Regions from separate parts of the Mus musculus genome. Here regions 2, 3 and 4 are each linked to region 1. A link is a loop called in an ENCODE intact Hi-C map of the cell type or tissue named here. Cell type or tissue: left cerebral cortex. All regions are shown on one strand. Links, peaks and the distances in the headings refer to the core of each region. The heading gives the core; the rest is flanking DNA.

Region 1 (7,730 bases), core at 1,018-6,017:
CATCACCACGCAGAGGGTTTCTTCTGGGACCATACTTTCTCCAAGGTCTTTTCTTGCCCTCATTTTCCCAAACCAAAAGTACTGCCTCACACTGATGTAGCCCCTGATTTTGACAACTTTAACATTAACATACACAGGTTTGATGCATGCTTTGAAAGACCTGATAGCTGTCTTAATTCACAATTGCTAATTCACTTGATAGGGCAAGCTGCTGATAGTGGGTGTAGAGTACAGAAAACAACCAGGTCAATGTCAACATATTGTCCTTGGGAGTACCACTGTCCCCGGTGCTTTGATGAAATCCCACTACTCAGATTATTCACTGACAGAAGTTAGACCTCATGTGCCTTTTCTGAATGGATTATCTCAGACCTCCAAATAAAAATGCAGGGTAGTTTAGAAAAGACTTATTAAGTATAATCTGACATCAGCAAGCATGGATCAGCAACAGATTACTACGAAAAGGCAAGCAAACAAACAATAACAATAACAAAACAAACCACTGTGTTGGATTTACTGACTGCCTGAAACAAATTACCCAAAGTATAGACCTCAAAATATCCATGTGAACAGGGAAACAAAGCACACAGACGAGCAAAAGTGAGTCTCGAGGTGCTTATGATCCGTGAAGAAAGTATGGCTGGTGGTTGCAGTTGAAATGGCTTCGTAGATGCCAGCTGACCATGCCCAAACCCTTGGCTCACATCTGAATATGGTCATTGATTCAGACAGAGGACTCCTAGATACTTGTCATATCTAATCTAACAGAAAGGCACAGAACATTTTTAAGCCAACAGCTCATAATTGTAATGAAATGATTCCGGCCAAGAGGGCCCATTTGTAATAATGAATTCAAATCAGATTCATAGAAGGTATAATTCAACTATAAAGAATAGCACCTCCATTTTCCATATCATCTCTCTTCGAAAAGGCAAAATAACTCAGTATTAAAATAATTATTTTTACTTTCCAAGCAGCCCTATGAATAGTTACAGGGATGATAATATGGCCTCATTTATATAAAATGAGTTTTTATCTATACTGAAAACTTCAGTCTTCTGTAGCATGCTGTAGCACGTCACTTCCTAAGGTCTCTCAGCACAATCAAGGGCCTGTCAAAACAAAACTGATCTCCCACAGGAAGCAATTGTCCTCTCTGAGCTGGGGAAATTTTCACAGGGAATTGAGTGTGTACACAAGCTTAGGATATCTTGGCTTTACCTTCTGGTCTCTGCTCCTTGCCTGACTTTGTTCAGGATTTAGGAACTAAGAGGTCATGTGACCTGGAACAGACACCTTCAAGGGGGTTTACTAATTCTGATAGGTGTATCATTTAACTCGTTGATACATTCGGAACACTAACTTCCCAAGAAATAAACCCCTAATGAACTCTTTCAAGGAGTCATAAAAGTCATTTTACATAGAGCTATAAGGCTATAGGAAAATCTATAAGGCTATAGCACTACTCTTATCTAGCATGCATAAGGCCTTGAGTTTGATCCCCAGTATTGCAAAAAATGAAGAGGTAAAATGAATTGTAAGTTTTAGAAAACAAAAATACTACCAAAAACCATATGATAGATTTCCCTGAGGCCAAGACTGTGGGTTTCCCCTTACTGAGAACATGGCCTCTCAGTGAAACAACTGAGTACCTCGTCTTACTGATAAGAAAGGAACACAGCTCATAGAACAGATTAGTAGACAAGGAAAAAGAGAGAGGTTGAAAGCTGAGCTGCAGAAATCTGCATGGACTGTTTATGTTCTTTCAAGAAATGTTGAGGTAGTAGCAAGCTATTTTAGCATAGAGAATAGTAAGAATTAATGATGGTGGGAAGAAGTGAAGGAGACCATAGGTAACAAGAAAAGAGTGTCCGGTGGAGGCACCTTGTAAGATTAGAGCAATGGAAGAGAAGATTACACGAGGTAAAATCTGTAGAGGAGATCCAGAGAGTAATAGGTGGGCACAGGGATAGGTTTGTCTATAGCAGGGGAAAGGGGCAGAAGAGAGAAGAGAGACAAAATCAACATGGCTTGTGCTGACTTTTAAAAGTCAGCTACCACAACGGTCAGGTAAGCAGCAGCAGTCATAGTTGAACATACACATTGTTGTTTCCACAAAGCATGAAAAGCAACCATTCAGCTTTTCCTTTTTTATTCCCCTTTCCCATTACCAAGCCCAGCTGTTAAACATTAGAATTGAAGATCATGAAAACAGGCCAGTAGCTAATAAGAGAGAGAGAGAGAGAGAGAGAGAGAGAGAGAGAGAGATTGAAGCTTGAAGCTCGCCCTCTGCTGGTAGAACTGTCTTACTGCACCCAGAAGGCAGAAGCTCAAGTTTCTAAGTTTTTTATTTAATTTTCAGGGACAGGAAGGAGGAGGACAGCAGAATTTGTAAATTTATTAGTGATATCCCCCTTGTTTATGAAACAATTCATTGCCTCTAACAAAAGACTGAAAGAACAAGAGGTATTTGGCAGTGTTGAAACTCTTTTGCCACTACTACTACTATCCACATTTCCTGGGTTCACATACACTGCGGTTAGATGCTTTTGGCACCTTTGAACCACCAGTCCCCTGCAAAAGTGAAGTCCCACAAATCATACCTCAAAGAGCAGACCTGGAACTTTCCTTGAAGCAACACAATAAGGATAAGGCACTCTCATCCACTACAAGCTAAGGGGTGCTCAAAAGATGAGAAGCACTTGTAACTCATGCTGTCTTTAGGACCATGCAGGTCAAGAAGACAGGACTTTGGGATCTTTCACTAGCTGAAAAGATGATTTACCTACGAACCTCCCAAGGCAGAAGGGATCCAAATTTAACCCTAGGGTTCATGTGAAAAGATTTCTTCCTCTGGGAGATATCTGTGTGTGTTGGAAGGACTCCACAAGGAAAAGCACAGAGAACAGGAAGAAGGAAATCCCACCCTCAATATCTCCTTGTAGAAGCCAGGCATTCTGGCTGCAGAATCTGGGTCAGAATATTTTATTTTCACTATAACCATCAAAGTCATAGGCAGGGCAAACACATTCACCCTGTGTACACTGAGACATACTTAAGCTGGGATGTCCCTGAATCTGTCTCCTAGGACCAGAACTGCCTCATTAAAGGGATAAAAGATGATATCTGCTGAGCTCGTGGAAAGTGGTGGCTGCATTTTTATTAAAGTCTCTGCTGCAGCAGGCCCAGTCCCCAAAGGTTCATATTCCAAGCATCTCCACCCCTCTGCCTGGAGCATGGAAGTGATTCTCTGTAACTCATTAAGCTAAAACAAAAAGCTTCCCTATTGTGCTTCTCACACAGGAATGATGTCGGTGCATAAAAGCTACATGCTTGCTCTTCTTGGTCCCAGCCCATAAAAACACAAAGGCCTCATAATTTGCATCAGGGCCCAAGTGCACCGCACAGGGTTAGACTGAGGGGCTGTGTCTTCCTAAGACTCATAAAAAGTCGTGCCCTGGCACAGGAAATCTAAAGCCTTCAATTGTGAAATAGCCCCAACACACGCTGCCATCACAGATGGTTAGCTGAGGGCGATCCTGTGTCATCACATCCTCCTGGCCTGGAAGAAAAATCCAAGGGTATTTAGTTAACTACGCAGTGTCTCGTCCGGGTGTGAAACTTGCCATCCCATTGCTCCATGAATATATGACATCCCAAGTGTAGACTTTAACATTGCCTGTAAGACTGCAGACCAAAAGAGCACCAAATGACAAGGACGTCCAAGAAAGCTGGTATCAGCAAGCACACGACGCAACTGGCCAATTCTTGGGCCCGCAAAAGGCCCTTTGCATGCTTAAATGCCCCTCATTCTAGCTTCCTTTTCTCTCTCCCTCACCCCCTCCCCTTGAAGCCATGTGCAATGGGTTCTGTCCCCAGATGAAGGAAGGCTCCCTACCTGAGGGTGGCGCTCTCCCCCTGCCGGACCGTCACGTTGTCCATAGCTTTGGGAAAGGTGGCATCTCCGCTGCGCACCGGCACTCCTGTGGGTACAAGGAATAGCAGCCTGAGAGACACGACCACGAGGCACTTCCAGGGCAGGAACAGGTACCCACAGACCCCCATTCTCGACAGCCACAACTTCCCAGAACTCCTGCAGCGACAAGGTCCTTGTCCCTAGCCCTCTCAGAACAGCCGGAAGTGTTGAGGGGCGAAAGCACACAGAGAGCGAACCAGGAGCTGGGAGCGGGAGAAGGCAAGGCTGAGTCCAGGCTCTCCGGAGCCTAATAATTCTTCCTCGGCTTCAGCCTCAGCTTTCCAGCCTAGCAGAACCAGATGCCCCCTCCTGCATCCAAAAAAGAGCTTTCTCGACGCTCCCTGGGGCGGAGGGAGCCCGGGGGAGGGAGAGCACGAAAGAAGGAGCAGGGACGAAGGTCACAGATTGTGCGTTCTCTGCCTTTCTCGGTGAAGCTACTTTAAGATTCAGTTGGGCGCGTTCTGCAGAGGTCTGGCATCAAAAGTTTATAACCCAAAGAAGGCAAGTGTCTCTGACAGAAAGGAGATGTCATAAAAAATTGTTTTTAAAGCTCCTGATTTCAAGGAGAGGAGAAAATGTTTTATTAGATCACACACATGTTTGGATGGAGTTAGAAAACAGCCCCGAGTCTCGCATCTGGACCCCAAGGCGATAAAAAGTTCCACGCAGTGACCCGCAGCAGGTGTAGCCTGGTTCCTCCGCTTGCTCCGAAGCTGTCCTCCCAGTAGCCCAGTGGGCGAGTCCTGTTGGCCTGGCCCTCACCAGCCCGCGGAGCGCCGCGGCGCAGCTTTGGGCGCGGGGAGCTGAGCGGACTGCGGCCCCCGCCTCCTCCAGGGACGCTGCACGGGACGCGGGGACGCGCGGACGCCACGCTCAGCGGCCGCCCCCGGCCTCCGCGCCGCCTTCCTCCGGGGAGCAGCCCTGAAGCACGCGGGCCCCGACCGCCGGGGTTGTCATGGCAGCAGCAGCATCCCTGACCGCCACTTTCTCCCTGTGTCGACTCGGAGCAAGCCGGCTGGCGGGTGGTGCGGACTGCGCGCTCATCCCGGCTGGTGCTGGGCGCGGGCGCCCACCTTAACCCCCGCAGCGCCGAGACAGAAGCACCCACTAAGGCCCAGATCCCCGAGGGACAGTGGTGTTTCAAGGGGCTCCGCGCTCTCCTTGTACCAGAGCGAGCTGAGGAGATGTTGAGTCCCTTTCACTGCCTCCCCTGGTATGGGTGGGGAGGTAGAGGGGAGGGCTGGAGAAGGAGTTCTGGGGAAAGCAGCAAATTGAAAACTGACACTGGCACCTTCCTTCCGCAATGCCATGCAGAAGTTGTCAGACCCCGCCCTGGAGAACTGAACTGCCTTTGCCACTCCAGGTAGCTGAGCCCCTGTGGATGCCCAGTCCTCTGCAACTGTCCATGCAGGCTTTAGTCCTAAGGCACAGCTTTCCTGGGCCTATGCAAAAAGCTGTACTATGCTTCCTGTTTTGATGGCCTACCTGGAAACACTTAATGCCCATCCACTCCATGTCTTGCCTCCCTAGCTGGCAATTGAATTTCTTCTTACAAGACAGCATGCAAAGTAATCCCCACTATCTGTGCATCTTATTGTGGGGAAAAGGAAGAGCTGGGGAAATCACGTGGAGATCCTAAACTGTAGTAGGACTGATCTTCAGAACATCCATCTATGACTTTCTGATCACAGGAGAAAGCATCATTATAGCGCCAAGAGGGAACTCCAGGATACAGTGTTCCTAGAGGCCAGTCTCTAGGTTCCTTTGGGCTAAGATCCATCTCCTTCAGTCTAAACCCAAAAGCGCCAGTTTTCCTTGGGCCTGCCATTATTCTTGCCCCTGCTCTGCCTGGCAGAAGCCTCCCCTCTCTGCGTGGCACTCGTGCCTGTATCCTAATTTAATGGTTGCTATGTGCGTCTGCTCCACTGTATTCTTTTTTTTTTTTTTCTCGGAGCCTTTTGTTAAATTAGGCAGGGCTCCACACAATTGCCAAAATGAAATGTAATTCAAAAATAAGCATTAAGCTCTTCGTGTTTATTACTTTACTTGCCGAAGGATACAAAGGCATCCTACCTGTTTCATTTCCAAGGGACTGAGCAAAAAAAAGGAATAGTGCCCCAATCCCACTTGTAAAAATGCTTAGCTCATGTACATGTTTTAGGCTTAAAATTTTTTAATTAGAGCATCTTACCTTGGAAGGATAGAGTACTTATCGCTAGTCTTATCAGCTATAGTGAAAATTATATTGGGAGAACAAGTACTGCTCAGACGGGAATGGGAGACAAGACTCCTTCATAAGGTTTTGGGCTTGCAAGGCTGAGAGAAGAAATTGTGCAGACAGCGATTGGGTGATACTGGGAGCACTACCAATATTTGGGGAACACCCCCAGTATTTGGGGATTACCACTGCTCCTCCAGCTTCTACACTCCCCTACACCCAAGAAGGCTGAGGAAACACCCACTAGTTTTGATACATGTTTTTCTCCCAGAAAACAGTCTGAGCTTTCTCTACATACATAATCCTCTGGACCCTGTGATGCTGGGATCCAGAATCAACAGCTAGAAAGGCTCTTACATGTGTTACCCTGTATGGTGACAATGAGATCCTGTGCTTAGAACTTCTTGTCACCGAACCTGTATCTTGTTTAGGGGTGAGGATATAAGCTGAGCCTGGTCAGAAGGTCCCAGGTCCTCTGTCCCTGCTGCTCAGTGGTATCCTCCTCAGATCTTCTCAGACACCTGTTGGTCTGATTTCTTATCAGGAAGTGAGGGTGAGGCTATTGTTGCATTAACTCAGGAAAGGTGGCTTGAGATAGGAAGAGTTATTGGAAATGTGAAGAAAGAAGAAACATGTGCAAATTTCCAGATGGGACGAGGATGACTGAGGCTGGTGAAAAACAGAAGCAGAGATGAGCTGACGTGGAGATAAGAGTCCTCAATAACACACACTGAGGCTTGTGCCTGTGAAGTAACAACCTCAGAAAGTGACTGTTTTCCAGGCTACCTTCCTCCAAGTAAAGGCTTCTGGGGACTGAAAGACCAGAGGCCTGGCTCTATACTCTCCTGTCACCACAGCTCCTAGCTTAGTCTCTGTGACAGAATAAATCTGAATCCACGAACTTTTGAGTCAAGGAAGACACTGTAAAGATCTTATCTGTATGGGCAAAGGAAACAGAGTTGAAGATTACAATGAACACGATTAAACAATTTGTGCCAGGAATATTCTGGGAAAAGCTTTGGCCCCTGGTATGATAGGATAGGCTTCTAATTACACCTTCTTGGATGTATGAATTTATATGTAGAAACAATTTATCATATGGAATACTGGCTTTGAAGCTGGGTTTTCTGTTCAAATATGGAATTCTCATGTCTCCATCTCTGTGCAACTCATACCAAACAATACCTATCTCATCCAAAGGGTAGAGAGCACAACTGTGTCTAATTATAGCTGGAAGAATGCTTAATCAAAACAGAGAAGGTGACCAGCACACAGACCCTTAAAAGGAGAGTGTATTCTTTATAGTCCCCAAGAGAAGGACCATATCACCCAGTGACATATCCAGGGTTGGTCTGGAGATATAGAAAGTAAGAAGAAATGTGGCAAGAGGCTTTCTTATGGTTTCCATGGGAGGGGTTGGACAAGGAAGGATGGGAAAACTGGGTTACATATGGGGGATAATATTTTGGCAGGTTCTGTGGGTGATAGCTTGGTCCTGGCTTAAGGTAAGAAGTAGTCTCTTGGTCTGGGAAGATT
Region 2 (7,730 bases), core at 1,017-6,016, 120 kb after region 1:
GGGTGCACAGTGTGGTGCTTTTCCTGCTGGAGGGGAGAAGTAGAGAAAGGGGAGGAAGATGCTCTATGCCAATCCGAGAAGCAAAGAGAAGCTGAGAACAATAAGACATAAAAGAAGTAAAGGGAAGCTCACTAGATATTTTATAAGCTGTATCTCTTTAGCATGGAGGATACGTTGTGACCCAGAAGTAGATAAGATCTCTAGGATCAGTTCAGTATATGTAGGAGAATGGATATAAATAGGTCAACTGGTTCATAGCATAGACCAGAGGTTCCTCAGGACAGAAACCCATACAAGGGCCTGATTTTGAGCCTCCAAAGGTTACTATCTTCAATGTTACCTGTGTGCCACCTTTAATCCATATCTAAATACAGAAGGAAGGCATTCCTGCCTCCTGTGACTTGCTGATGAGGAAACTGAGGCACAGAGAGGTCCAGTCATTTACTCAAGGTCACAGAGGTAGTGACACTGGAAGTCCAGACCTGCTGATCTGGAGCCACGGGATTGAAGTATATTCAGTAGCAGAAGGATATGGATAAAACAATACAGGCCACAAAATGCTAGTGGAACATGGATTTCCAGGAATGAGCACATCTCAACGTGATGACACTAAAAACCAACCCAGAAAGCCACAGAGTGATTTCAAAAGGAATCTTCCTTCGGGGACTGCTGCAAAAACTAATCAACATTCCCACAATCCAGAAAAATCATGCTTATGAAAACTGTTGGCAACTGTCCATAAACTGATTCTAACATGAGTCTGGGCATCTGCCTGGTAGACCAGTTCTCTGTTCCCTCCTTACATGTGTGCACTGAAGCTGGGGTCTCCAGGTAGATTGTTCATCATATCTCTGTTACTTGTGGTATGCCTGGATAGAGACTGACACCTGTCCCATCATCTGGCCCCTTGAGAGCCAGAGAATGGCAGGCAAGATGGCCCAGTTGGTATACTTACTGTGAAGCCAGATAACCTGAGTTTGAACTCCAGCATGCACATGGTAGAAGGATAGAATGGACACCTGCAAGCTGTCCTCTGATCTCCATAATACTATGTGGCAGTAGCACATGTCCACATTCATGCACATGTGTAGACAAACATGCACACAAATAATGTAAAAAGAGAGTGACTTGAAAAACACCTTTGTATGGCTTTCCACATCTCTACAGTTTTGCATGAAGCTTCACTGCAGTTGGCAGCTAAAAAAAATCATTTGCTGAATTAACAAAGGACCCAGTCCCTCAGTCTGTCTAAAGTGGAGGCTTTTATAGCCCATCTTCAAACAAGGCAGAGATCTGTTCAGTGACAACAGACCATGAAGAGGGACACATAAAGAAACCAATCTCTGAATTAGAACACTGGGGACCAATCAGCAAGATCTCCCTGCCTGGCTCAGGTACAACCTGACCTCCTAGCTAGAGAGCTATGATCTCTGAAGGATCCTTGACAGTCTCTTCCTTCTGATTTGGGAGCATCACCTAGAGTCAGGCAACATACAGAAGGGTATACAACAAGAATGTCTGAATACTCTAGAATGCCAGAGACATGTGCCCTGTACTTTTCTAAATTAGCAGAGATGGGCCCAAGACTGCCTACTGGCAGATAGCTTCATAAAGGTGAGGCAGCCTGCCAGAGAAAGACTTCTTTTCAAAGTAACTTGCAAATGAAGGTACCTTAATGGCTCAATAGTCACCTGCTTCAGATGGTGGAGCATAGCCAGGTGAAGGGTGAGTCCTGCCACCAGGATGGTCCTCTGTGGGGCAAGGAGGAAATCAAGGGAAGTTAGCTTTCCTTGTTTGCACTCCCCTGGGACAAGGCTAAGGGCTGAGGTTGTGGCCTCTGTCTGCTATGGAGACTCCAGCCTGAGGCTTGGCCTGAAGACATCTGTGAGCATCTGTCCACTCATTGGCTCTTGACTGGCTCTGTACTCTCAAGAGACTTACTTCTGACTCTCCAGGAAAACTACGGGAAGAACATCATACCTACTTTGTACCTGGTGGATGCCTTTGAAACTTTTTTCCAAACTGTAAATGTTTAATTACATGTCTCCTTAGAAAGAAAGCATGTGCGTGTGAAATCAGTAGCGCACACCTGTCAGTCTAAAAGGGTTGCAGACAAGCAAGTCTGCGAAGGCAGACACAAGTCCACTAAAGGTATTCTATCCCAGTATCCTCTCTGCCAGAGTCTTGGCCTGTAAGCGTCTCTACATATCTAGAGGATGTGCTCCTTCACCACCCCCTCCTTTGCCTCTTCTCCTCTGCCACAACCCTCCGGCAGCTCCTGGCTGGAGACACCCACATACCCACTCCTCTGCTTTGTCCGCAGATGTTCTGCACCCCTCAAAAATTGGTGGACCAAATGCACAGTGCTCTGTACCCCATTCCCCTTGCCTTTCTTTCTCACCCACTCTTCTGACCCCCAGGGTTTGAATAACAAAAGGGGACATTTGCAGAATTAAAGTAATTTCTACTTAGCAGCAGTCTCCTCACACAGATGTAAATATTCATAAACATATCAACTCTTGCAGACCCACCACACACACACAACTGCCGATGACACCCCTGCTGCCTTAGGCGTTGTTCTAATAAGTTAGGAGCAGGAGAGTGGAAGGGGCTATTTTTAACTTTAGAATGATTTTTTTTCCAAAGCTGTTTTAAAGTCCCTGCTGGGAGTAAAGCTGGAGAGCTGTTTTCTGGAAACTGAGAATGTTTCCCACAGAGTCGTGGGCAGAGCTGGATCTGTGATGGAGACAGGAGATCATACCCTTGAATTTCCAAAGCACAGGCCTTGTGGAAGAAGGAACCCAAACACAGTTTCATGTGGTCCAGCATGCATGTCATCACCTCAGTGAATAGGGTTTATAGGGCCAGTCAGCCCACATAGCACCCACTACTCTCAGGAGTGAATCCTCAGGGAAGTGAGGGGGTCGGACAGGATCTTGGGAATCCTCTGTGTGTCCATTCTCTCAAGCACAGGTGCTCATCATCCAGGCCGCAGCCTTTAACACAGCTAAGGTGCGGCTCTCCACAGGCATAGCCACAATTGCATTATCTGGGCCTGAGTCCCTGATAAATATGTTTCCTTGGTGTGGTGGTTATTTATTATTCAATAACTGTCCTATTAAGCTTAAATGGATGGGGTATTTGAGATCTCTCCTCGTGTACATCTTCCAGTTGCTGCTGTCAAGGGAATCCTGCCAGATATTTAATAACACCCTGCCTCTGGCTGGCACCAAAGCACACACATGCCTGAGCTCAAGTGGTAGGTGTGTCCCTTACAGCTGTAAACAGAGAGTACAGTGACTGCTAGCTGAGGACACAGCCCATGCCTGCCTTAGCACAACTCCAGCACCCTCATCTTCGTCTCTTGGCTCTTTCTGCTCTAGCCCACTCCTTGGGGAACAGCTTGAAAGATTACAGCTTGGAAGTAGACAGGGTGGGAAAAAACGAGAAGGGATTAAAGAGAAAATAGATTCATGAGAAGACAGATAACAGAGTTGTCGGGGCTCTGTTAATTAAAAAGCAGCAATTTGTCTGAATTCTGAATGTGAAGAATCCCCTGGGAGATGTTAGCCAGGCTTCCTCTGAGAATCAGACATGCTCTGTTTCTACATAGTGACATGCTACAACCTGAAGAGTGAGGGGGGGGGGGGGAGGGTGACCCCCTGTCCATTCATAGTTGGAAATCGGGACTTCCATGTAGGATCATGGCCACAGTGGCCATCCCTTTCCTGCCCTGTCCCAGAGATTTGTATGAGGTTGAGGGCCCAGGTTTCTAGAGGAAGCTGAGACCTCCTCATTGCAGACTCCACAGGGAAGCTTTCTGCTCTCCAATACTTACTGAAAAGGCATCCTGGGCCAGGCACTGTCAGATGCTTTGCATAATTAACTTGTTTTAATTCTCACAACTATCCTATGAGGCCGACACTCTTACTGGGCCTATTTTATCAGATCAGCAAGCAAGATGGGAGTCTACTGAGTCACCCAACTAGTAAATGAAACTCAGTGAAACTTGAGTGACACCAGAGGGGGTTTTCGGAGGCACTGACTTCCACTGGCCATCCCAGAAGGATTCAGTGCTTTGTACGTGGCCTATCAAATGACCTCCCGAAATGTGTGGCCACAGAAGGTTTCTAGTAGCTGGGAAGTGCATGCCCTAAAGAGACAGGAAGTTACTGCTCAATCAGGAACAGGTGCTATAGGAGGTTAATTAATATTGTGGCTATTTTGCCTTGAAAATGAATTAAAGTTGCCCTTTCTATTTGACATTTCCTTATTTGGAAACAAAACAAAATATTTCCCTATGGGTTTATGATTCCTAGCAACAAGATAGATATTCTGGAGCAAAGAACTCCTGGATACAGAACTAAGAGGTAGAGATGATGCTGAGAGATGTTTTGCTTTGCCCCCAAGGGGGGCATGGTCTTTGAAGCTGATTATCTTGGGCCATAACCCTTTGAAGATGCTTAGGATCTTCTTCCTAGTGTGGTCCACACATATAATATGCAGTTTGACCAAAACGTGACACAGGCTAGCCTTGCAGAAGAGCTCAGTGCTTTTAAACACTAGGTCTCATCTTACAAAGACTCAATAACAGACAAAGTTTTCCATTGACTTAGGTTTCATGGCTTCAATAAACATTGATATTTAGATATAATATTTATTGAAAGCCTGCCATGTAGCAAGCTGAGCACCATGGATACAACCGTGGGGGACACAAACAGAAATTACTGCCCTTGTGAGGCCTGCTGTAAGGGTTTTTTTCCCTTTGAATAGGGAGTTGCATGCAACATTGAATTCTAGGTGATTTTCAAATTCTCAAGATTACTGGTTCCTTAGGTAGAATTATGCACATGCAAGGCAGGCCATGGCCATAATTTAGACACAGCCTGATGCTTTAGAAGACTCAGTAGATGCTGAAAATATTGTCGGGACATAATGTTATGGACACGAAGCAGAAAGACTCTCTATTTCGACTAGTACTGAGCACTGGCCATGGAGTCAGGAGACTTGAACTTGCCTGGCCTCTCTTATATTAATCTTTTAACCTTCAACAAGAGTTTAACTTCTACGACCCTCCCTCTGTGTCTTTACCTATAAAATAAAGGAAGGTAAGATCACTGCACCTTTTTTAACGTGTTGCATAAAGCCTAAAGCAAAATAACCCAGCCTGAAAGTACATTATAGATTGTGGTTGAAAAAAATACTTAAGAGTCTACAAAATCATGGGAAAATGAGATGCTGATATAGATGATTGAATCCATGTGTCAGTGTGGTAATTACAGACAGTCTTGTAACCTGATCTGCTATCTTTCCAGTGAGATCAGAGTCCTAGAAGACCCTTGTTGACCACCTGGGAGAGCTTTCTAATATTGGCTAGGTTGAATTCTCTTTCCAAGAGTATGTCTGCCTGAGGCTGGGACATCAAAGGAGACTCGCCCAGGTATACTGGAACTCAGAGGGCAGCTACCTTCACTTGATAGCATACAGTAGTTAGTCTCTACCCCACCCCACTCATCTCATTTACATTTTGCTATCTCTGGTTTCATTTATTCATGGTCAGAGCCCAAAAAATGTAAGATGAAAAATATTCAGAAATGAACAATCCATGTATTTTAGCCAATGGCATTTCAAACAGAATGAGGACAGATCATTCTATTTACTTGTCCTGCACCTAGGACATGAGTCATCTATTTGTTCTGTCTATCCAAGCAGTGTGTGTCATGCCTGTTACTCAGTAGCCATTTCAGGCAGGAGCTACTACTGTGACATTGCCTTGCTTTTCGAAAGTAGCTTCATGTGGTGGTTCAACACCATGTCAAAGAGCCTGTCATTCGTCTCATTACATGTCATCACATAGACACTTTGCCATCTCACCCAGTCAGAAGGGTGAGTGCACTACAGTAAGGAGTGAGGGAGAGAGCATCCACATATTCATACACTGGTGTTATGTTTGTTCTACTCTCCTGTTAATCCTCTCCTTGTTCTGGTCCTTAAAGCAGATACAAATATTGATAATGTTGTTAACTTATATACGTAATTTATAAACTAACCTTAATCATAGATATGAGTATATAAGAACATACATGGTATTTTGGATTTCATACTCTCCTTATACCTGGGTATTCAATAATGGCTTTTAGGATGCATCCAATGTGGATATAAGACTATTACTGTGTGGATATTTTCTAGTCAATCAGTCAAACAATAAGCTAGGTGACACTAACTGTGGATTTTGTTGATGTGATTAAATTTTGACTAAGTGTTTGATTAGAGAGAGGACTGCTCTGTGTGGCTCTGACTTAGCCAGTATCTTGGTTACTTTTCCTGTTGAAATACACTTTCAGAAGTAAAAGGATTTATTTTAGATCACAGTTCAGGGTACAATCTATCATGGTGGGGAAGTCAAGGCAGCAGGAGGTTGAAGCAGCTGGTCGCATTATATCAGAAGGGAATGATGAGCATCCTCAGCTGCTCATTTCCCTTCCTTCATTTATATTGTCCTAGATCCTAAACAGGGATTGGTGATACCCATAGTGGGCATGTCTTGCCACCTCTATTAACATAATCAATATAACCCCCCATATAAAGGTTGGAATCCCAACTCCCTGTTGATTCTAGAGTTTGTAAGGTTGCCAGTTGACACTAACTAGCATAGCTAGTTAAGAAGGTCTAAAGGAGAGCTTCTCTGCGGTAGATTCCAAGCAGCCCCTGGCCTAGTGTCTGCTCTCATTTCCCCAGGCCTCCCTGCCTAGTTTCCTTTCTATAAAGGCATTAGCAAAAAGACATGTGGGATTCTTCTCTTTCTGACTGCCCAATCTACAAAACTAGTCTTGACTAGCCATATTCAGATGGGGGCTTTCCTTCTACTGCCCTAAATCCATTTGCATATGGCTGCCCCCTTCTACCTATGCTGTTCTGGTTGGCTCCTGGTTTCTGGTGGTTGATCTATAATAGTAACATTATTCCTACCAATGCTTAAAGAAAAAAATAACCTTAGTTTCAGCCATTCTCAACCTGGGGGGGTCAAAGAAGCTTTTCACATTGGTCACATATCAGACATCCTACACATCAGATATTTACATTATGACTCATAACAGTAGCAAAATTACAGTTATAAAATAGCAAGGAAAAGAATTTGATGGTTCGAGGAGTCACCACAACTTGAGCAACTATATTAAAGGGTTGTAGGATTAGGATGACTGAGGGGCACTGTTCTAGCATATTCCATGTTGAACCAATAAGATGAAGAACTAAGGCAAATTCTAAGGTGAAAATTAATGACGCCTACTTCATTAAGGTAGAACGGAGCTTACTGACAACTTTTTGGATACTTCAACCAGTTCTCTGTCATGCAAGAGTATTCCCTGTGCACACAATTCCCCAGATGTAGTGTTTTCTTCTTAAGTGTGAACTCAGGCAGCTCTCTGTCCACCCAGTACCAATGGTCCTGAACAATCAAGATGGATGGTCACCTCAGGTAAGTTTGTGCAAAAGTCCCAAGCAAAGAAACACTCAATCAATCTATTTGGGAGAATATTAATGCTCTCATTAGGAGTCTTAATTACTCACATCAGCTTCTGGTTCTTTTCACAACATTAATTCCATTTCTGACTTCAAAGCAATTGCCCTTCTCAAATTCACAAGACACTCAACAGGTGCTTCCAGTCCCCAGATTATTAAAATGTTTTGCATACATCTAGGGTAGATCCATTGCAGGAGTTGATTTTCTG
Region 3 (7,730 bases), core at 1,489-6,488, 67 kb after region 1:
TCTCTCAACAACCTCAGGAGGAAGAGGAGACCTTTTGGTTTTTCTATTTGTCATATAACAGAGCTATGATCTGCACGATTTCACATTGACCACCTAGAAATGAGAATTCTGATGACTGAACATGTTTGTTTTGAGATGACACCAGAAATTAAAGGGTCAGGGAAGATAGGAAGCTCAGAATAACATTTATTTTAATCAAATTAAGTGTACTGTAGTCCTCATGGAACTTAATCTGACAGTACACTGCATGGTAGGTTACCATTACCTCCAGTGTATGGATAAGCAACTGCACAACATGGAAAACTTAGTTTGTTATCTGTGTGGCTTACAGTAAGTAGTCCAAGTACCCCAAGACCCACTGACCTCATTATTAAAGTAGAGATATTAGTAACCAAATTCATGCAATTATTGTGTATATTAACTGGATGAAGTGGGTAATGTACTTGCTTAAGAAAAACAAATTGTATAAACTTTATGTCTGCTGGTGATATGATTAAACTGTGTTGCCCCACTGGGGAATTGGGATAGATAATATTACATTAAAGGGCCACCTGTATTGGTTTAAGAAAGTTCTCTGAGTTTAACGTTAGCCTGATACACAGAAAGTTTCAGGACAGCTGAGCTTAGACAATGAAGGAAACCATCAAATACAGAAAGCTGGTGATGATATAACTGAATGGGGGTGTCATGTTTCTGCCCCAGCAAGAAGCAGAACTTGGCAGCTTCAACTAAAAGGTTCTGAATTTAGAGTCAAGAATAGCAAAGCAGGTTATGGAATCTCCCCCCACTGAGGAAAGCCACTGAGGCCAGGCATATGTCAGTGGTGTTCCCTCATGGAGGCCTAGAGAAGCCATTGTGTCAAGCTGTGAAGGTAAAACCTGGATTGCCTTGGAGACCTCAAAATGTTGGAGATGCCAGAGCCATGGGATACCTGCCTAGGAAAGCTCCTAACAAGGCGTGGAACCAGCCCAGGAGAAAAGAGTGTTCTGCAATCAGCAAAGCTGAAAGAAGTTTGAGATATGAACATTTTGACATCAGACATAGAGATGCAAAGTTTGGAATTTGCCTATTTTGTTTTTAGTCTTGCTTTGGTCCTGTATTTCCTCACTAAGCTTCCTTCCCTACCTTTTATTTTTTTTGGGGGGGGAGGGGGGAAGGGCGGTAATACATATCCTGTACAATTTTATATTGGAAGTATGTAATCTGCTTTTTGATGCTGATTTTTACAAGGGATTGCATTGAAGAGACTACAAGAAACTCTGAAGAGACTTCAGATTTTTAAACAAGTTTGAGACTGTTATAGACAATGGGGACTTTTGAAGTTTGGACGAATGCATTTCTGCATTATGATATGGCTACAAGCCTCTGGGGACCAGAGGGTGGAATGTAGTGGTTTGAAAATAAAATGTTCCCCATAGGCTCATAGGGAGTTACATTTTGGGATGTGAGGATTTGTTGCAATGGGTGTGGCCTTGTTAGAGGAAGCATGCTTCATTCTCTTCCTGCTGCCTGTGGATGCAGATGTACAACTCCTAGCTCCTTCTCCATCAGCATGCCTGCCCGTATGCCACCATGCTTCCTGCCATGATGATAACAGCCTAAACCTCTGAACTGTATGCCAGCCACAATTAAATGTTTTCTTTTATAAGATTTGCTGTGGTCATGATGTCTCTTCACAGCCATAGAGACCCCTAACTAAGACATCACTGAAGCAAACTATAACCACCATCCAGTTCTCTGAGATGCACTGCTCAATGGACTACTGTGAGAAAAAGGCTAACACTAATTCTCACCAGGTACCCTTCTTCCTACCCACGGGAGCTGCACACAAGGCATCTCCCCTCTACTTAGCTATTATCAGAACCACAAACCAGAAAATCTTTTGACTGGCAAGAGACCAAGACATCAATTTTCATCCCACATCTGCCTGAAAGAGTAGGAGTGATGTTATATTACCAGTGACATTTTCTCACTGGAAAGATTGCCTGGATCATATTTATATTTATTTTCCTAAATGCAATATTCAAACCACTAATAGAACAAAATCTACTAATTAAATTTCATTCAATAATGCATTTTTCACCTTAGCTTAGCGGTGTCCTTGTACATTTCTGCCAGGATACTGCTAATAATGTCTTATTTAGCTTATAAATGGTGCTTATCATCAAATTCAAAAAAATTAACAAGCATCAATGAGCCTAAAGTGACAGCACAGTAAATAATTTGAAATGCCTCCACACTGTAGACCTATTTTTCTTTTTTGCTTAATTTGATTTCATTTATTTATTAAAAATTAAGCATATGGATTCAGAATGATGCTAGCACGGCTGCCATGGAAGTCCCTGATGCTGCCAACATGTCCATAGAATAGAAGAAACACCCAGCAGACTAGAGGCTCACCCCTTGAAGGAAAAACATTTCACAGCCCCCTAGCACCATGACTGGGCCCATTGCATCTTCTCCAAGATGGTTTTTGAACTCTGCTTCATCATTATTATTATTAATAATATTATTATTACTGCTACTGCTACTACTACTACTACCACTACATTTGTTATTCCTGGTTAAATTGACCTTCTGTGGTTAAAGTGAATTACTTGGAAGAGGTCTACAGTTTCTATGCCATTGGGTAAGGTTAATAATCCCCTTGTTGTGTGTCGTTCTTTGTGCTCATAACATACTTGAGACTTAAGAAGGACCTGGATGGTATTATCCCAGGCCAAGTACATTGTGTAGTAGCCTGTGACATGTGATCTCCACAAGCCTCCTCCATAGATGTGGTAGGTTACAATTATTCTGTTGTACTGACCAGGGAGCTATGGTTGAGAGAAGCTAATCTTCCATCCCCAGTCACAGTAGCAGCACACCCTTGACACCCCCAGGCTTTGTGACTTGACACTTCCAAGCTTAGGTATCCTCATTTGCCCTTTCTTCTCCAGCCACACTGTCACACATTTCCCAGAAGACAGAACTCCCATTACTATTGGCGTAAGGTCTCTGTTTGTGTTTATATTTACTAACTAAACATTATCAGTTCCGCTATTGGTCATTTATCTATTCCGATCAAATACTTAGCAAACATTTGTTTTGTATCAGGCTGAGTTATAGACATATACATGGCAGAAATGAGAATTCTACCCTCTTGTCATTCAGACTCTGGCATGTGCATGTGGGTGGTAAGTGCTAGACAATAAGGAAAATGAATGGTTATATTATGTAGTAGAACTGGGAGTGTTAATTGGAGAGCCGAGTAATAAAGAAAAAGCAACTAGAAGATTATTAGATGGACAGTGGTGGCTGAAAGAAGAAATGCCAAATTTGGTTCCCCGATTCTGCTTTGTGGACTCTTTCAGAAGGTTGATGCTTTTACCTCCTCCTCCCTGGTACATTTATTCCATAGATTAAACCTACCCCCAGTATAAGAGAGAATAGGATTTCTGCAGGTCTTCTAATTAGCTAGAGCAACGTTGACATCCAGTGGTGAATTTGATTCATCACAGGTGCCCACACTTAATGCCTATATCTCTGACTGTCAGGGGGTATATGGAGTGAGTGTTGGCCTGCTGTTTCTATGCAGCTTGGCCTGGGGTACCTCTACACATGTATACTCTCTTTCCATGCTTTAAACTAGTCTTCAAGAGCATGCAGGTTACCATAGCAATATGCAATAGCTAGTCTATATCCAAGGCATGTGTGTGCTCAAATTTGCTCGCAAACTCACTCATACACACACACACACACACACACACACACACACAAAGGCATCAAACTACCTAATATCTGTATATACATATTCTAACTATGTCCTTGCAGATGTTTGTATATATGGTTCCTATATTACTTAAAAACATTAGCCTGATGACACGGTATTCTTTCTCACATGGTCCCCTCTTTATCCTTAGAACTGTGTTGTAAATAACAAGGAAAGACTACCACCCTGTATCCTACAGACTTTTCCCTCAAGCTAATTCACAGTGTTGTTTCCACTGAAGCAGAATCAGGTATGGCTGAACTGGGCTTCCTTGCTGATCTGCTCATAGTAGCTCGGATATCAGCAGAAGCCTGCTGTCCCTGCACTGATGACAGTTGATTGCCTTCATCCAGGGGGAATAGTCATATCTTCCCAATGCTTGACCTGGAGAAACCAAAGGACACAGGACACTGCCTGGCCCTAAAGGGCACCAAGTCCGGAGCAGACATGGTCAGAGACAGAATAAAACTTCAATTCGACTCCCCACTTCTTTTTCTTTAAAGGCAGGACCCATCAGAATTTACAAGCCACTTACTAATTAATATTTTTTTGTGTATCCTAGTAATTGCCATGCATTGAAAACTTGGAGACAATTGTCTCACTGGAATCTGAGGCTCAAGCCATGCTACAAAGCTACATTTTCAAATCCCTTTTACCTCTTGATATGAGGAAAGAGAAGGAGAAAGAGGACCCTAAACTAGTTTAACACAATGCACAATTAAATATTGATTGGAAATTCTTCCTACGAATTTCCCCTCTACCTCCCTACCTCCACAGGGAGGTGTCTGGATGTGATTCCTAAGCTGTCCCCATACAGTGATTACGTTCATTAGGACACCAGCCTTGTGGTTAAAGCACTTTCCTTACTGCTGCACGTTTAATTAGACAACTCTTCCCCAGAAATTATTTATAGCCAGGCTGCAGAGCTATTGTTAGTCCCAATGTAAATAAGATTCAGGGCGGGAGTCCCAGTGCGCTGCAGTGGCTGGCACTGCCGCCATCAGCCCACTCCTGGTGCACACTCGGGGACTGCTTCCAAGCCTTTACAGCTAGATCGCTGCTGTTTAAAACCCCTGGCGTGATTCTCTAATGAAACTTTTAATACAAGCCCTTCCAAAAGACTGGGAATCTACCAGGTCAGTGTGAGTGCACGGAGGAGGAGTTAAGAGAAGAAGGGGAGGAGCTGGGAGAGACAGGAGCTGCCTCCAAGGCAGTACTCAGCTTTCCTAGTTCAGCTAGGGAAGTGTGCACATGATCTGTTTTAACACAGCCATCCCACATACAAGCAACTGCTTTGGGCACTGATGGTTAAAGACCCAGATATGGATTTTCAAGTATAAAGCTGTGTTTGCAGTCTGGGCTGGTTGAAATGAATGTCTGGGGACTGGGAGGTAACCTGTGAGCCCAATGCCCTTTCAATACAGTGTACATTAAAAGTGTTGAAGCTGCTTCCAAATCCAGGGCTTGGACTTGGTGCTGGCATGATGAGGGCAGCATCACCTCTGTCTGCAAGATGTTCATAATCAGGTGAACACCATTAGTGTGTAATCAAAGTAAACAAGAATGCTATTTGAAGAGCTTTTCATATCAGCAACCATGGATTGTCCAGGGCCCTCTGGATACTGCCACTTTGCATCATTTAATGAACTGCCTTAGGAATAGAATGCTATTATTGCAATGCCGGTGCCAGACTTTTCATTGCTGTGACAAAATGCCTGATGGAGTAACTTACAAGTGAGGTTTCTCTTGTCTCATCTGCTCAGAGGTTTCAGTCCATGGTCAGTCTGCATTGCTGCTTCTGGACAGGGATGAGGCTGAGCGCCATGGCAGGGTGGGCAGGGAGGGGCAAACTCAGCCAATTACCTTAGGGCTACCATCAGACAGAGTATTAAAGCTTGAGTATAAAACATACCCTGTGGGCCTTTGTATTGAAGTTGGTCCCCAGCCAGGTGCTCTGTGTGGAAGATGTGGGGGATCTTTGGGCAGTGGGCAGAGCTGAAGAAAATAAGTATCTAGAGTTGTCTTTGATGGGTATATTTGGTTCCCTCTCTGTCTGCTACTGATCTGTCAAGAGCGCATAATCTTCCCCATCACCTGATCCCATGGCCAGGATGTTCTGCGCAAGCCCACGTAGCTGAGCACCCAAGGACCGAACCCCCTCAAGCCCTGCGCAAGCCCACGTGGCTGAGCACCCAAGGACCGAACCCCCTCAAGCCCTGCACCCAAACAAGTAAACCTCTTCAGGTTGTTTTCCCTCCGTCTCTGCCATGGTGATGCAAACGCTGCCTAACACTGAGAGAGCAGAACAAATCCCAACCTGGCCTTGGATATCATATTCAAAGTGGCTTTCTCTCTTAGTTAGGAGACTGATGGCCCCCTCACAGGTACACCTAAAGGCACGCTGAACATCTCTTCATGGACACTTCTCACAAGTAAGCTTGCAATCAAATGAACCACAGCAACCCTCACTTGTCAGCAGCTACACCTGAAGCTTTAAAAAGTACCAATGACTCTTGATATGCAACAATAAATATCCAGCAATGTGTCCTAGTTTGGCCTCTGTTGCTGAGACAAACACAATGACCAAAAGCAACTTGGGAAGGCAGGGGTTTGTTTGGCTTATAGAACCCCATAAGAGTCCATAATTGAGGGAAGGCAGGGCAGAAACTCAAGCAGGAACCTGGAAGCAGAACCGTACAGGAATGCTGCTTATTGTGCTTATTGATTTTTCCCCTTTGGCTTGCTCAGCCTGCTTTTTCTTTTTTCCTCCCTTCCCTTCCCTTCCCTTCCCTTCCCTTCCCTTCCCTTCCCTTCCCTTCCCTTCCCTTCCCTTCCCTTCCCTCCCCTCCCCTCCCCTCCCCTCCCCTCCCCTCCTTTCCCCTCTCCTCCTCTCCTCTCCTTTCCTTTTCTCTTTCTGTTATTGTATATTTTCTTTATTTACATTTCAAATGTTATTCATTCCCTTTCCAAGTTTCCCCTCTGGAAACCCCCTATCCCTTTCACTCTTCCCTTTGCTTCTATGAGGGTGCTCCCCCACCCACCCACCTCAGCCTGCTTCCTTATACAACTCAGTGCTCCTCATGCAGGGCACATACCATCCACAGCCTTGACTATAGGCCAATCTGAGGGAGGCAGTTTCTCAGTCAAGTTTTCCTTTTTCCACTTGACTCTAGTTTAGATTCAGTTGACAAAAAGGGAATGCACATAATGCATAAAAACCCAAAATGTTTTCTAACCCCCCACTTTTTCTCTTGGCGACTAGAGGTGTATAGTAAACATGACATAATTAAATGTGTAAATTTCAACCAAGTTGTTAAAAAGGAGAGAGCATTTCCTTCCAAGGAGAAAACAGTGGTCCCACAGAACTTTGCCAAAGTTAAGCCATGGTCATTTAAAGACTCAATAGAAATCCATTGTGTAATTGTACCCCATTTTCTGTATCCATTCCTCTGTTGAGGGACATCTAGGTTCTTTCCAGCTTCTGGCTATTATAAATAAGGCTGTTATGAACATAGGGGAGCATGTGTTTTTATTACATGGTGGAACATCTTCTGGGCATGTGCCTAGGAGTGGTATTGCTGGATCCTCTGATAGTACTATGTCCAACTTTCTGAGGAACCACCAAACTGATTTCCAGAGTGATTGTACCAGCTTGCAATCCTACCAGCAATGGAGGAGTGTTCCTCTTCCTCCATATCCTCACCAGCTTGCTGGTCACTTGAAACTCTGCTGTCACCTGAGTTTTTGATCTTAGCCATTCTGTCTGGTGTGAGGTGGAATTTCAGAGTTGTTTTGATTTGCATTTCCCTGATGGCTAAGGATGTTGAACATTTTTTTTTAGGTGCTTCTCAGCCATTCGGTATTCCTCAGCTGAGAATTCTTTATTTAGTTCAGTACCCCATTTTTTAATAGGATTATTTGGTTTTCTGGAGTCTAACTTCTTGAGTTCTTTGTATATATTAGATATTAGCCCTCCTTC
Region 4 (7,730 bases), core at 958-5,957, 140 kb after region 1:
GATGATAGCTCTGCCACACTCCACCTGGATCTAAATCTCATCAGCCAGCAGGACCACTACCTCCAGGGGGCTGCAGGAGTAGCAGCGGTTTATCAATGGATAAACCAAACAATCCTTTCATTGTGGGCATCTTCCAGGTAAGGAAGCTTGGGGAGGAAGAAGGTGGTGGCGCGGAATACCTTGCTGGGAGCTGATCCCTGGTTGAACTTCAACAAGGAAATGATCCTCTCTCCAAACTTTCCTTCATGTTTAAAACAGATTACGTGTCAAAAAAAAAAAAAAAAATCAGGGAATTGCTGGTAGTGTCGAGAAGATTCCACACTTCTACTTCCTTTTCTTTAGAATCTGAAGCCTGCTGATGAGAAGTGGGTAATAAAGAGGCTATGTTTTGACCTCGTATAGAATGGGAGTGAGATGTGGGGATGGAGTAGGGCAGGCATTGGAGTCCTGAAGACAGACAGGAAAGGACATCCTTGCTGAGCTCCGTTGCTTGCAATGTAATAAACTATCATCTAGAAGTGAGTGTTTCAATTGAGTTTTGCTGTAAACACTGATATTTCCTCCCTTCTGCTGCTCTTCCCTCAAGAGGCCTCATGTATATTTCACTATGTGTCCTGCCTACTATTACACTCATACATCAAAGGCTCTGAGGACAAGGAACCTGATTCGGAAAACATTATTCTTTTAAAGATTTATCCTCTCATCTTGACCAGCTCCGTAGGTGAACGGGAGCCGCTCTCCATAAATTATTTTAATGCGCTATGCAAAGGGGAAAAGGGGTTTTCTCACCTCTTCTTACGAAAACTTTTCTCCAAGTGGAATTAGAGAATACCTTCAATTTCATTTCTTCTTCATTTTTGGTTTGGTTTGGTTTTGGTTTTGTCCAAGTATACACAGGGACGTGAACAAATGGCACAGAAAGAGAAAAATAAATTCCTCAGTATAGATCAAACAGATCTAAGAATTTCATTAAAATCCTGTGGGGATCCCACAGAAGGGGCATGGTTGTCTACAAGAAAGATGTTCTAAGTGGATGTAGACACCTTTGAGTGTCTGTTAGACAGGCACATTTGACATTGTCCAAAGCCTGGTAAAAGTTCTCACTGTCAGGAGAGGGGGCCTCAAATATCCCGTCCTCAGACCTTACTCCACAACGCTTCTATACTCTGACCCTGAGTCTAGCTGACTTTCTTTGCCTCTTCAAGCCTGCACTTCATTAGAACCTCAGTGGAGGAAAGTTTATGGTTCTCGGATGGCCCTTGTTCACCTAAGTCTCACGGGTCCTGGCTCTTTGGATATAGGTCAAGTCAATATCAATGCCATTATGTGCGTCTTCTCTCTTAGACCCTGACTGATTAGGTATGAGAAGAAGCACAGCACAATTAAATTTACAAATGATAGCCTCTCGTAAAACAGGGGTTTAGATTTCTTCTTGCTTCTGGCATTTGTTTCCAGGATCAAGTAAAGGGTTTGGATAAAATCCTGGGCCCAAAGTGCCACAACCTCTGTAGTTACTACATCTCTATTCCATGCTTCTCCACAGATGAGGTCTCCTGACCTCGCACATAGTCTCCATGTAACTAAGACCTAGGATAGAGCTAACAGCATCCCAGAAGGCATAGCCACCTCTCCTGGATGCTCTCCCAAGTCACAGATGGAGAACCTAGAACAACCACTTCACTAAACCAGCAGCTATCTTCATCAGAATCTAAATTATCTGTCCACGTGCTCAGTCCTTGCCCTGCATCAAAGAAACTCTTTTAGCAACAGACAGAGACCATTACAGAAAAGCACTACCAATCAAAATGCAGAGTTGTGGAGCCCAGTGAATAAATCTAAACACAACTAAAGCTCAGGGGTCATTGTGAAAGAAGAGGCACAGTTACAGGGAGTTTGCTGTAAGATTATGTCTCTTATGAATGTCTCCTATGCTCATAAAGTGTCACCAATGTGACTGCCTAAATACAGGCTGAACAAGGACAACAACAGACATGCCAAAGGAGACAGAGACGGGGTTGGGGGAGGGCAAAAGGACTCAACCCTACATAGAGAACTTGGGCAGCTAAAGCATGCTGAGAGTGGGAGAAATAGTACACACACACACACACACACACACACACACACACACACACATACATGTAACAACAATTAATGAAAAAGGAAGCTACAGATTTCAAAGAACAAACAGGAGTTATGGCAGCATTTAGGAGGTGGAAATGAAAGAGGGGAGTGATGTTATTATATTATAATCTCAAAAATGAAAGGAAGAATTGTAAATTAGTCTATAAGCATTAATCACAGTGGCAAGGGTTCTAGTATGTGATGGATAACTTGTGTCATGCAAAGAAAGCAAGAGATCAAAAAGCAGTTTGTGCTCTTAGGCCTTTCTTCTCCAGGCCTCTATTCTCCCTTCCTCAAACCAAGAATGCTGGACAAATTCACATTGTGTCCAAAAGGAGAAAGGCCACAGAACATGTACAAAAGGCCTTGTAAAGCTGTGTCTCATGGGGCCTGCAGGATTCTCACAGTGTTGATGTTGTCTGCCCTGTGGGGCACCTCTGTAGGAAAACACATGTTGTCAGGCACTCGTGGTGTCTGTGGCTCTTACTTTTCTGATGTGAGCTTTTCTTCAGTCTCTTTCTCAAGCAACACTTCCCTCCTCCCTCCTCCCTCCTCCCTCCTCCTCCTCCTCTTCCTCCTCCTCCTCCTCTTCCTCCTCCTCTTCCTCCTCTTTCTCCTCCTCCAGCACCACCACCACTACCACCCCTGAAACCACCACTACCACCACTGGCCCAGTGTTTTCTATCTATTAATATAGGACATATCTTCAAGGCAGTTCCTGCATTGAGAAGAATTTCCTAGATGTTTTTTATCAGACAAGCTGTAAACAGGTTTGCTGGCTTGAACGTGTCAGTCAGGGCAAGGGCTGAAAGATAAAGGCACCTCATTTGGGGCTTGCTGTGGGGAACAAAACACAAAGAAGCAAAGAGTCCTGGTTTCATTAAAGAGTAGAGGGAAGATAGGTGGAGAGTGGGGACACGGCACTGGCTCACTCTGCAGGGCTGTGTAGTTGAAAGGGCAGAAAAGCAGTCAGGGATGGGCGGCCTCTAAACTGCAGAAAAAGATGCACTGCCTGCTCCATCTCTTAGCTCATTTCTGGAGATTTGGCGCCATCTGGTGGTTATGATTTGGTACTGTAACTCACCCTTCCCTCTCAGCTTCCTGTTGCAAGTGAGTTCTTTCACAGTGATCATGGAATGTCACAGTCTATTAGCAAAACAACTCAGAGCACAGTGTTGGTGGGCCCCTCCTTCCTAGAAGGCAGTCGCCCTCTGTTCCTTCAAGCTATGCCAAGAGCTGTCCTGTGGCGAAAGAACAAGAAGTCAGCCACTGATGTGAAGTCACTCTGGGCTAGATCTTACCACATGCTGTGTTTCAGAGACCTGTTACTGAGAGGCCATGACCCTGAAATAGCCTCTCTACATCCTAAACTGCCCCTGGGAGGGAGAGAGCCTGTATGCCATGCCATGGGCATAGTACCCGAGACCCTTTCCTGAACTCTCCCCATAACTGCTTCTTATGGAAAAAAGATGAACGGGACATTGAGGCACTTGGGAAAAGTGATTTGAGGGAGATGCCTAGAAGGGCAAGCTAGAGTTTTTCTCTGCAGCCTCTGCAGGTGCATTGCTTGGTGTGGACTCAGTAGAGTGTGTAAGCCGGGCTTCATTCATTCACTCTTAGAGGTTCATTCATTTCTTAGAAGGCTACTATGTACTGACAATGAGACTTTGAACAAAATAGACCCAGATTCCGGCTGTGGACTTAATATTATGGCCACAAGGATAAAGCAGTTACCAAGAAGCCTAAGTAGAAGACAAAACTACTTAACTGTTGTAACAAGGACCATGTAAGTAAAGAATAGAGGTGGGACCGGGCGGTGGTGGCGCACACCTTTAATCCCAGCAGTTGGGAGGCAGAGGCAGTCAGATTTCTGAGTTCAAGGCCAGCCTGGTCTACAAAGTGAGTTCCAGGGCTACACAGAGAAACCCTGTCTCAAAAACAAAACAAAACAAAACAAAACAAAACAAAACAAAACAAAACAAAACAAAACGAAATGAAAGAATAGAGGTGGGTATTTGTCCAGGGTTAGGGGAGACTGCATTGATGATGAAACATTCCTGCATAAGGGCCACTGAGAGGACCCTGTGGCATCACCTGGAGAGAAAGAGCAGAGAAAAATACTTAAGTCTGCTACTTGAGAGCCGGTGACCCCACCATCTTGCTGGAGCTGAGCAGGCAGGAGTTAGCTATGGGAGGGTAGGACTGCATAGTTTCTTTTTTTTTTTTTTTTTTTTTTTAAGATTTATTTATTACATGTAAGTACACTGTAGCTGTCTTCAGACACACCAGAAGAGGGCGTCAGATCTCGTTACAGATGGTTGTGAGCCACCATGTGGTTGCTGGGATTTGAACTCTGGACCTTCGGAAGAGCAGTCGGGTGCTCTTACCCACTGAGCCATCTCACCAGCCCCAGACTGCATAGTTTCAAAATCTGACCCTTGAAGAGTCTGGGGCAGGTCTGGATTGGGTCCCATGGTATTGAGCAAATCTAGCACTGGTGCATCTAAATTCCATTCAGGAGCCCACCAGGCCAAGCCAGTGGGAAGGGACCAGAGCTTGGGGAGGAAGCACATTGCTGCCGTCACCATAAATGAACCCTTGCTTGTGTCCCTGGGAGATCTGAATCCCACCGATCCTTGCAAGGTGGGTCATCTACAGGGCACTGTCCCCAGTTGAGGGTGGCCGAGAGCGAGAGCTCAAGCCAAGGGCTGTACACAGTGGCTGCACACATGTTCCCTCTCCTGGGCAGATGGAGCATGGCAAGCTGAGGGTCACTCCTCCATGGTGCTTGGATTTCAGGGTTTTGAAAGATTAATCCGGAATATTTGCATATACATAAGAGGCATTCTCAGGACAGAACCCAAGTCTATGCACAACATTTATTTATGTTTTCTATATGCCTTGGACATACAGCCAGGAGCTAATTTATGCATTGTGTCTAATAATTCTATGTATAAAACACAGTTTCAGGGATTAGAATTTTCTACCTACCGGTAGAATCCTGTGAGTACTCAGAAATCTCCAGGCATCTGGGATGAGCTCAACTTCTATATCTTTCCCCTGGTACCAAAGTAGAACCCGTCTCTCTTATTTACAAGTGATAACCTCCACATGAGGCTGGGTGCTCTATGACCGACTCACACCTGCCTGCAGTCTCCCCAAACAGGTTTCTGTGGTCCTGGTCCACCTGCTCCCCCTAAGTGTCCTTCTGCAAGCACAGAATGCTTCAAGCAGATCACTGGATAGGGTGTGGTGGGTTTGTAGGGGTTTACTTGGGTCTTGTCAGCCCTATTGAGCACAGCTCCAGGAGCACATGAAGGGTACTTCTCCATTCCCACCCAGCCTCATCTCTCCCCATCACAGACAAAGCATCTCCAGGCCCTCCTGCAGCAATTGTTCACTTGCCTCTTGGAAGTCTGCTTGCCTCGCTCAGCCTTTTCTTTTTTTCTCTGACTATATTCCCTCTCTCCAAACAGAGCACGTGCTGCTTGAAGGGAAGCCCTTTCTCTTTGGGCAGAAGAAACACAAGGGACACAAAGGCTATGACACCTCAGCTGTCTCAGAGCCCTGTCTCCCATGGCCACTGTAGGACAGTCTGAGATCCTGGCCATGGTGAATGAGGACAGAAACAGGATCCCTGATGGGCTCAATCCTCCATCATATCCTTGGCTGTTCCCTGTGGCAAGTAAATCAATTTCATAACCTGTTCAGAAACGGGGACTTTAACCCATAGCCAGTGCCCAGATAGTGCAAATATTCTTTGCCCATTTAAAGCCAGGGATCTGAAAGAGGCTTTGAATGTATCCAGTATAGCCTCCTGACTCTTTCATAAGCAAGCCTGGAATTATCAAGGAACAAAAGGATGGCGGAATTTCAACTTCTTTCCCAGGGGAACAAGCCTGTAGGTAGGAGAGAGGCATAATTATGTGCTAATCTGATTCCACATTTCACCAGGTCACCCACTAAGATACAAAAACAGTAAAGTGATTCCTAGCTGTTGTGAATTCACCTTTCTATGCCCAAAGTACAGCTTGGCCCAGGGGCCAGGTACAAGGACTTATGCCTTGAAGCCTCCCCTGCTGTCTTATTAATCCATTGTAGTGTCCTGGTTCCTTGTCTCTTCAGAACAAGAAAGTCATCCTTGATTCTGACACAGGGATGCTCAATCCCTTGGGAAAGTGTTGTCATCTCGCCTGGAAAACTAGGCTTTCCCATGGGGGAATGTACAAACGTTGTGTGTCTACAAGCCAGCCTTGTGATAGATACAGAGATGGGAGGAAAGTGATCTTTGAAGGAGGAATTCTGGAGATGTGAATTCTTTTCCCTGTGTTTTTAATAGTCTCACCAACAATGTCTACTTGAGTACTGAGTGAGTGTGTGTGTGTGTGTGTGTGTGTGTGTGTGTGTGTGTGTGTGTGTGTGTGTGTGTGTGTTTGTGTATACAATTAGAAACCAGAGACAGTCAATGCCCTGAAACTGGAGTTCCAGGAGGCTGCTGTCAGCAGGGTGGGTGCTGGGAATCAAGCTCAGGTTTTCTGCAAGAGCAGTGTACACTCTTAACCACTGAGCCAGACTCTAGCTCTCCTGACTTCGTTTAAGGTGAGGGATTAATAGGGGTTCTTTGTTGTTCTAGAACTATTTCTCCCCTGTGAGGTAGAATCCCACGCGTGTAGAGGAGACACACACCAGCAGCAAGCTTGGTCTCTGTCACAGGGAAGGAAGAAGCCATCTGTCTTCTGAGCAAACACCACTTTCATTTTTGCAGTGTAATCTTCCATCAAAATTTCAGGGCTCTGTTCTCTTAGTAATTTGCTGTGTAGGTACTAGTATCTGTCCAACACTTGCTAGTCAAGTAACCTGACATAAAGTTTATGTGTCACCCGAGGCAGTGTGAATTTACAGGATCACAGAAGTGCCTGTCAGGATCACTTGACTCCGAGGAATTATGCTAATAAGAAAAATCTAGGTAGCTGACAAGGAGTGATGCATTTTAGCAGCAGACATTTTGGAATCCCCTTGAATATCTGTATACATGAATTAGTATATGTGGTTGACATCTCATTCCACTAGATTAGCCGCCCACATTCTTTACAGACTCCCCCTTTTTTAATGGTTCTATGGTACACAGCAATCCTCAGACTGTGCACCCTAGAAGAAATATGTAACTAACTAAAGAGGGAAACAGCACCCATCAAGACTCTTTTCCCTAAATAAATAACAAATTAAAGTTTAGTTCGCAGGAAATGTACAAGGAGACCAACCAAAGCAAGGGACAGCTGTCTACATGGACAGAGACTGGCATCTGGGGCGATGATTGGAAAGGTGTTTGAATTTATCATATCTAAAATCTGAAATGACTTATGTGAAAAGTGAAGTTTTCTGAGCTCTCTTAGAAGAAACTCTGAGTTTAGGAACTCCAAAGTGTATATTTGGGTTTTACAAAGGATGCAGGATAAGTGGATTAACTTTGGACAAGCTACTTGAAAACCACAAAGCCTCAGTCTGACCATTGCAAAGTAGGAATTAAAACATCAAAACAAAACAAAAATCACTCTAAGGGAGATGGGAACACCAAACAAAGATGCTTTCCTCTTTCCTCAAAGCAGGAA

The links. Hi-C counts contacts between places; a loop is a spot of excess contacts. Peaks named below come from ENCODE experiments on the same cell type or tissue, not always from the same donor. Only the 100,000 strongest peaks of a DNase experiment are listed, where the experiment ranks them.
Region 2: it touches region 1 in a loop (3-fold over the local background); 3 of 42 quality-filtered maps call a loop at or near these places.
Region 3: it touches region 1 in a loop (6-fold over the local background); 6 of 42 quality-filtered maps call a loop at or near these places.
Region 4: it touches region 1 in a loop (10-fold over the local background); 17 of 42 quality-filtered maps call a loop at or near these places.

What each region holds. Positions count from the first base shown.
Region 1 is chr9:28,400,581-28,408,310 of GRCm38, reverse strand. Opcml (opioid binding protein/cell adhesion molecule-like) reads right to left here. Exons shown (of 8, transcript NM_177906.5): 2 at 3,899-3,983. Among named protein-coding and RNA genes, the nearest start is that of Gm39313, 8.3 kb to the right of the region's middle. In left cerebral cortex, for the core only: CTCF peaks have their summits at 2,309 (motif pointing left) and 3,897; DNase peaks (open chromatin) are centred at 3,924, 4,365, 4,952, 5,805 and 4 more places; H3K4me3 peaks cover 3,463 bases; H3K27ac peaks cover 4,133 bases.
Region 2 is chr9:28,276,760-28,284,489 of GRCm38, reverse strand. All of the region lies in intron 1 of Opcml (opioid binding protein/cell adhesion molecule-like), which reads right to left. Among named protein-coding and RNA genes, the nearest start is that of Gm39313, 120 kb to the left of the region's middle. In left cerebral cortex, for the core only: no CTCF peak of the experiment used is centred there; DNase peaks (open chromatin) are centred at 2,694, 3,305 and 5,727; H3K27ac peaks cover 661 bases.
Region 3 is chr9:28,333,840-28,341,569 of GRCm38, reverse strand. All of the region lies in intron 1 of Opcml (opioid binding protein/cell adhesion molecule-like), which reads right to left. Among named protein-coding and RNA genes, the nearest start is that of Gm39313, 58 kb to the left of the region's middle. In left cerebral cortex, for the core only: a CTCF peak has its summit at 3,492; DNase peaks (open chromatin) are centred at 3,454, 4,772 and 4,965; H3K4me3 peaks cover 588 bases; H3K27ac peaks cover 1,573 bases.
Region 4 is chr9:28,257,022-28,264,751 of GRCm38, reverse strand. All of the region lies in intron 1 of Opcml (opioid binding protein/cell adhesion molecule-like), which reads right to left. Among named protein-coding and RNA genes, the nearest start is that of Gm39313, 140 kb to the left of the region's middle. In left cerebral cortex, for the core only: CTCF peaks have their summits at 3,182 (motif pointing left) and 4,868; DNase peaks (open chromatin) are centred at 1,681 and 3,164.